Linked DNA regions of Homo sapiens: region 1 is linked to region 2. Evidence: chromatin loops called from intact Hi-C (ENCODE). Cell type or tissue: natural killer cell. All regions are shown on one strand.

The links. Peaks named below come from ENCODE experiments on the same cell type or tissue, not always from the same donor. Only the 100,000 strongest peaks of a DNase experiment are listed, where the experiment ranks them.
Region 1: a loop joins it to region 2, with 7 times the contacts of the local background. A loop is called at or near these places in 2 of 110 quality-filtered maps.

The regions. Positions count from the first base shown.
Region 1 is chr12:31,931,191-31,933,690 of GRCh38, reverse strand. No RefSeq gene overlaps it. Among named protein-coding and RNA genes, the nearest start is that of RESF1, 27 kb to the left of the region's middle. In natural killer cell, no CTCF peak of the experiment used is centred here; a DNase peak (open chromatin) is centred at 1,230; H3K27ac peaks cover 966 bases.
Region 2 is chr12:31,721,939-31,724,438 of GRCh38, reverse strand. The region is part of intron 1 of AMN1 (antagonist of mitotic exit network 1 homolog); the gene reads left to right. It overlaps LOC105369722 (a long non-coding RNA gene), which reads right to left and starts at 650. Exons shown (of 3, transcript XR_931497.3): 1 at 522-650. In natural killer cell, no CTCF peak of the experiment used is centred here; DNase peaks (open chromatin) are centred at 768, 1,108 and 2,158; H3K27ac peaks cover 1,710 bases.

The sequences.
Region 1 (2,500 bases), 210 kb before region 2:
AGACTAAAGTAGCCAGGGTTATAAGTAATACAAAAGTGTGATGGCTTTGTACTCTGTCGACTTAGATAAATTCAAACTAAGTGTCCCAGCTTCCTTCCCTGAATGATTCTGAGTTGCAGTTGACCACAGAAGAAACATGAACAAGTTTTAGAAGCCACAAGTGAAGCATCTGCCATTTTCTTTGTGCTGAAAGTAAGGCTATAGTGGCAGGCGTTATTGCAGTGAGGCGTTATTGTTGCTGATTCCCTAGCTGGCCTTGCTGGGGTGGGGCAGGGTGGCATTATGATGTATATTGGTTTTCATCCATGGTCCCTGCCTTGGTACAGTCTTGTTGTAATATGGGGTGTGTCAGACCTCGGAGGCGGGCCTTTGAGCTTCTCTTGCCCTCCTTTCACCTGCCTCAAGGCAGGACACTAATGTTTCCCTCCTTTCTGATTGTGGGTCTTAAGACCCTTGTACACCCTGGGGGAAGAAATGCTGACATCATGAAGCTTCCATAAAAACCCAAGAGGGTCCGGGCTCAGTGGCTCATGCCTGTAATCCCAGCACTTTGGGAGGCCGAGGCAGGCGGATCATTTGAGGTCAGGAGTTCGAGACCAGCCTGGCCAACATGGTGAGACCCTGTCTCTACTAAAAATACAAAAATTAGCCGGATGTCATGGTGCGTGCCTGTAATCCCAGGTACTTGAGAGGCTGAGGCAGGAGAATCACTTGAACCCCGGAGACGAAGGCTGCAGCAAGCCGAGATCATGCCACTGCACTCCAGCCTGGGCGACAGAGTGAGACTCCATCTCAACAAAACAAAACAAAACAAACGAACAAAAAATCCAAGAGGACTGGATTCAGGGAGCTTCTGTATAGCAAACACGCGGACATTCCTGGAGGATGGTGCACCTAGGGAGGGTGTGGAAGCTCTATGCCCCTTCCCCCAAACCTCACCCTACACATCTCTTCATCTATATCCTTTGCAATATCCTCTATAATAAACAGGTAAACATCAGTAAGTGTTTCCCTGAGTTCTGTGAGCCACTCCAGCAAATTAATTGAACCCAAAGAGGGGGTCATGGGAACCTCAACTTGAAGCCAGTCAGAAGTTCCAGAGGCGCAGGCTTGTGATTGGTTTGTGTGAGGGGGCAGTCTTGGGTACTGAGCCCTCAACCTGTAGCATCTGACACTATCTCTGGGTAGATAGCATCAGAATTAGAGGGTACCCACATGCTCTTCACAGCTTGGTATGTGAGAAAAAAAAACCACACAACACATGGCCACAGAAGTCTTCTGTGTTGATTGTTGAGGTGTGAGAGTAGGGGAAAAACACAGTTAGGGAGAGTTTTCCCTACACGGTGGTATCCACGGCCCCTCAAGCTCCTACCATATCTCCTCCTTCAGCTTTTCTTAGACCTGGGCCAGGTGATTGGGTGGTTCTGTGGCAGAGGGCAACAGCTTCTCCTGCAGGTCGCCCAATGTCATTGCTTGTCCTTGTGATTTCTAGTCTATCCATATGGATCCCAAGTCTTGCTCTTCCCTACTTTACATTCAGCCTTCCTGACTGCCAGCCTGGGTGACTTCAGACCCTACACAACCCACAACCCAAGGCGACAGCCTTGTGTAGACCTCTCCAACAGCTCCCACAACTGTCTATACTCTAATCCCTATGATAAATCCTCATAATCTCTATCGTAAACCATACTCTGTTACTCATAGTGTTTATGTTTCTCTGGTCAAACTGACTGATAGTAGGAGTCCATATACTTATGAAATAAACATCTGAAGAGGAATACAAAATTTTGTGCCATGTGCCAGGCATTTTGCTAAGTGTGCCTTATCTCACTTGATCTTCACCAGAACACCATTGTACAGGTGAAGACATTGAGCTCGAAGAGATGAATACATTTTCCCAAGGGCACATTGCTAGACTATGGAAAGCTGTGCAGTCAAGAGAATTTCTACTTATAAACTCTGTGCCATCTTGTAACCACCCAGTGGGTTCACCTTGCTCGCTGCCTCGACAGTCTCACTCTGTCGCCCAGGCTGGAGTGCAGTGGCATGATCTCAACTCATTGCAACCTCCATCTCCCAGGTTCAAGTGATCCTCTCATATAAGCCTCCCAAGTAGCTGGGACCACAGGTGCACACCACCACACCCCACTAATTTTTGTGTTTTCAGTAGAGACAGGGTTTCGCCATGTTGCCCAGGCTCCTAAGCTCAAGCGATCCACCTGTGTCAGCCTCCCAAAGTGCTGGGATTATAGGCATGAGCCATGGCGCCCAGCCTGAGAAAGAATTATTCATGAAGACCTGGCTGTGTGGGAAATCAGAGTTTTATTATTACTCAAATCAGTCTCCCCAAGCATTCGAGTATTTGGTGATCAGAGTTTTGTTTTTTATTTTTTATTTTTTTTTTGAGATGGAGTCTCACTTTGTTGCCCAGGCTGAAGTGCAGTGGCACGATCTCGGCTCACTGCAATCTCTGCCTCCCAGGTTCAAGCAATTCTTCTGA
Region 2 (2,500 bases):
TCTGCCCAGGATGTGAATTCTGCCTTCGTTCAGCATATCCATGCTGTCCATTTAGTAGCCTTCTTGGTTATCAGAGCTATTGTCGCAGGGCTACTGCATTCACATAACCCTGATATTACTTAACAATTGCACCAGAGCACAAGAGTACTGATGCTGGCATATTGTTACATGTATTTTTTATTTTTCCACCCAATCCTTGTAGATGTTGTTATAACTGTTCTATTTTATTGTTGTTGTTGTTCATCTCTTACTGTGCCTAATTTATATATTAAACTTTACCACAGGTATGTCTGCATAGTAAATGCAGGGTGTATATATAGGATTTAGGATTCAGTACTATCCATGATTTCAGGTGTCCACAGGGAGTCTTAGAATGTTTTTCCCATGGATAAAGGGGATCTGCTATATAACAGGAGTGATTGTCAGTCACTTCAAATGCTTTACTTTTCTCTAATCCCCTACTCACAGAGGTCATGTGCAAGAGGAACAAGAGCATTTTTATAAAGTTTACACAGACTTACCTTGTTTCCTTGCTTGACTGGTGTGGGTCACTGTAGGGGTACTTGGTGAGCAGTATCCTCAACCAAGTGGTAGTTATCTTTGTTATCTAGGGCAGGAGTTGGTAACCTTTCTGTGAAGGGCCAGAGAGTAATATTTTCAGCTTTGTAGGCTACACACCCTCTGACACAGTTACTCAGCTCTGCCATTGTAGAACACAAGCAGCCACAGACAACACATAAAGAAATGGCAGCAGCCTGAGGATGATAAGGGGTGTGAAACATCTGTTGAATACCTTGACTATCGGCTCATTGTTGAGCAACCTTTGCAGTAAAAGACCTATCATTGTCAGAGTGAAAGTGGTCTGCTTTGGGAGGCCGAGGCGGGTGGATCACGAGGTCAGGAGATCGAGACCATCCTGGCTAACATGGTGAAACCCTGTCTCTACTAAAAATACAAAAACTTAGCCGGGCATAGTGGCGGGCGCCTGTAGTCTCAGCTACTCAGGAGGCTGAGGCAGGAGAATGGTGTGAACCCAGGAGGCGGAGCTTGCAGTGAGCCGAGATCGCAGTGGTCTGGAAAACCAAAAACATAACACACTTTGATCAGTGTGGCTGGAGTTGGTTGATCAGACTGAAACCATGAAACCATAACCTGAAAAAATGTCAACAACTGTAACACATTAACAATAGCCCCAGGGGTGGTGTGTGTGTGCGTGTGTGTTTGTGTGTGTGTCAGTCAAAGGCAGTGTTCCAATAAAATTTGATTTCTTTCTTGTTTTTTGAGACGAGGTCTCACTCTGTTGCCCAGGCTGGAGTGCAGTGGCCCGATCTCAGCTCACTGCAACCTCTGCCTCCCAGGTTCAAGTGATTCTCCTGCCTCAGCCTCCCAAGTAGCTGGGATTACAGGCATGCACTACCACACCTGGCTAATTTTTTGTATTTTTAGTAGAGACAGGGTCTCACCAGCTTGGCCAGCCTGGTCTTGAGCTCCTGACTTCAGGTGATCTGCTTGCCTCAGCCTCCCAAAGTTCTGGGATTACAGGTGTGAGCCACCGTGCCAGGCGTAAAACTTGATTTCTGAAAACTAGCAGCTGGCTACATTTGTCCCACAGGTCATAGTTTGCTGACCCCTGATCCAGGTTTCAGTACAACAAGAGAATCCAGGTGGCTGAACCAGAATTAAGTTTGAATTTCCTAAGTTCCCTTTTGCCAGACTGCCACCCAGAGAGTGTACCAACCAGGCTGACTTGGAGTCATTGTTTGGAGAAAGAAAGCTGCATATCATGCCCAGGAATTGTCAGAGTGGAATCCCAGAATATCAGACTAAGTCTAGCAAACCCTCCCCTTTTCATCCTGATCATTATATAGGAGGTGGCTAGGAGACTATGAACCCTTTCAGGGTGCCTTTTTTGTGACCAAACTACCTTACTAAGATGCATGGACCAGGAGAGTGTGAAGGAGGTAGAGTCAGAAATTTCTTTTAGTGGATTTTTTAAAAGTCCGTTTTACTTCTTGTTGGAGCCAACACCCTAAGGATGATAAGGGGTGTGAAATATCCGTTGAATACCTTGACTTATTGGCTCATTGTTGAGCAACCTCTGCGCAGTAAAAGACATATCATTGTCAGAGTGAAAGTGGTCTGGAAAACCAAAAACATAACACATTTTGATCAGTGTGACTGGCGTTGGTTGAACAGACTGGAACAATGAAACCATAACCCGAAAAAATGTCAACAACTGTAACACATTAACAATAGCCCCAGGTGTGTGTGTGTGTGTGTGTGTGTGTGTGTGTGTGTGTGTGTGTGTCAAAGGCCTGATATAGTCAACTTGTCAGAAGTAAGAGGGACCACACACCATAAAATACGGTCTATTTCACTGAGACAAAACAGGCTGACTTTTGAAAGGAAGCACAAGACCAGCATGCAATGGTAGCGTCAGATACATGTAATCTTTACTCTGTTCCTAGGCCATGATGGCAGATAATGTTGCTATGTGCAG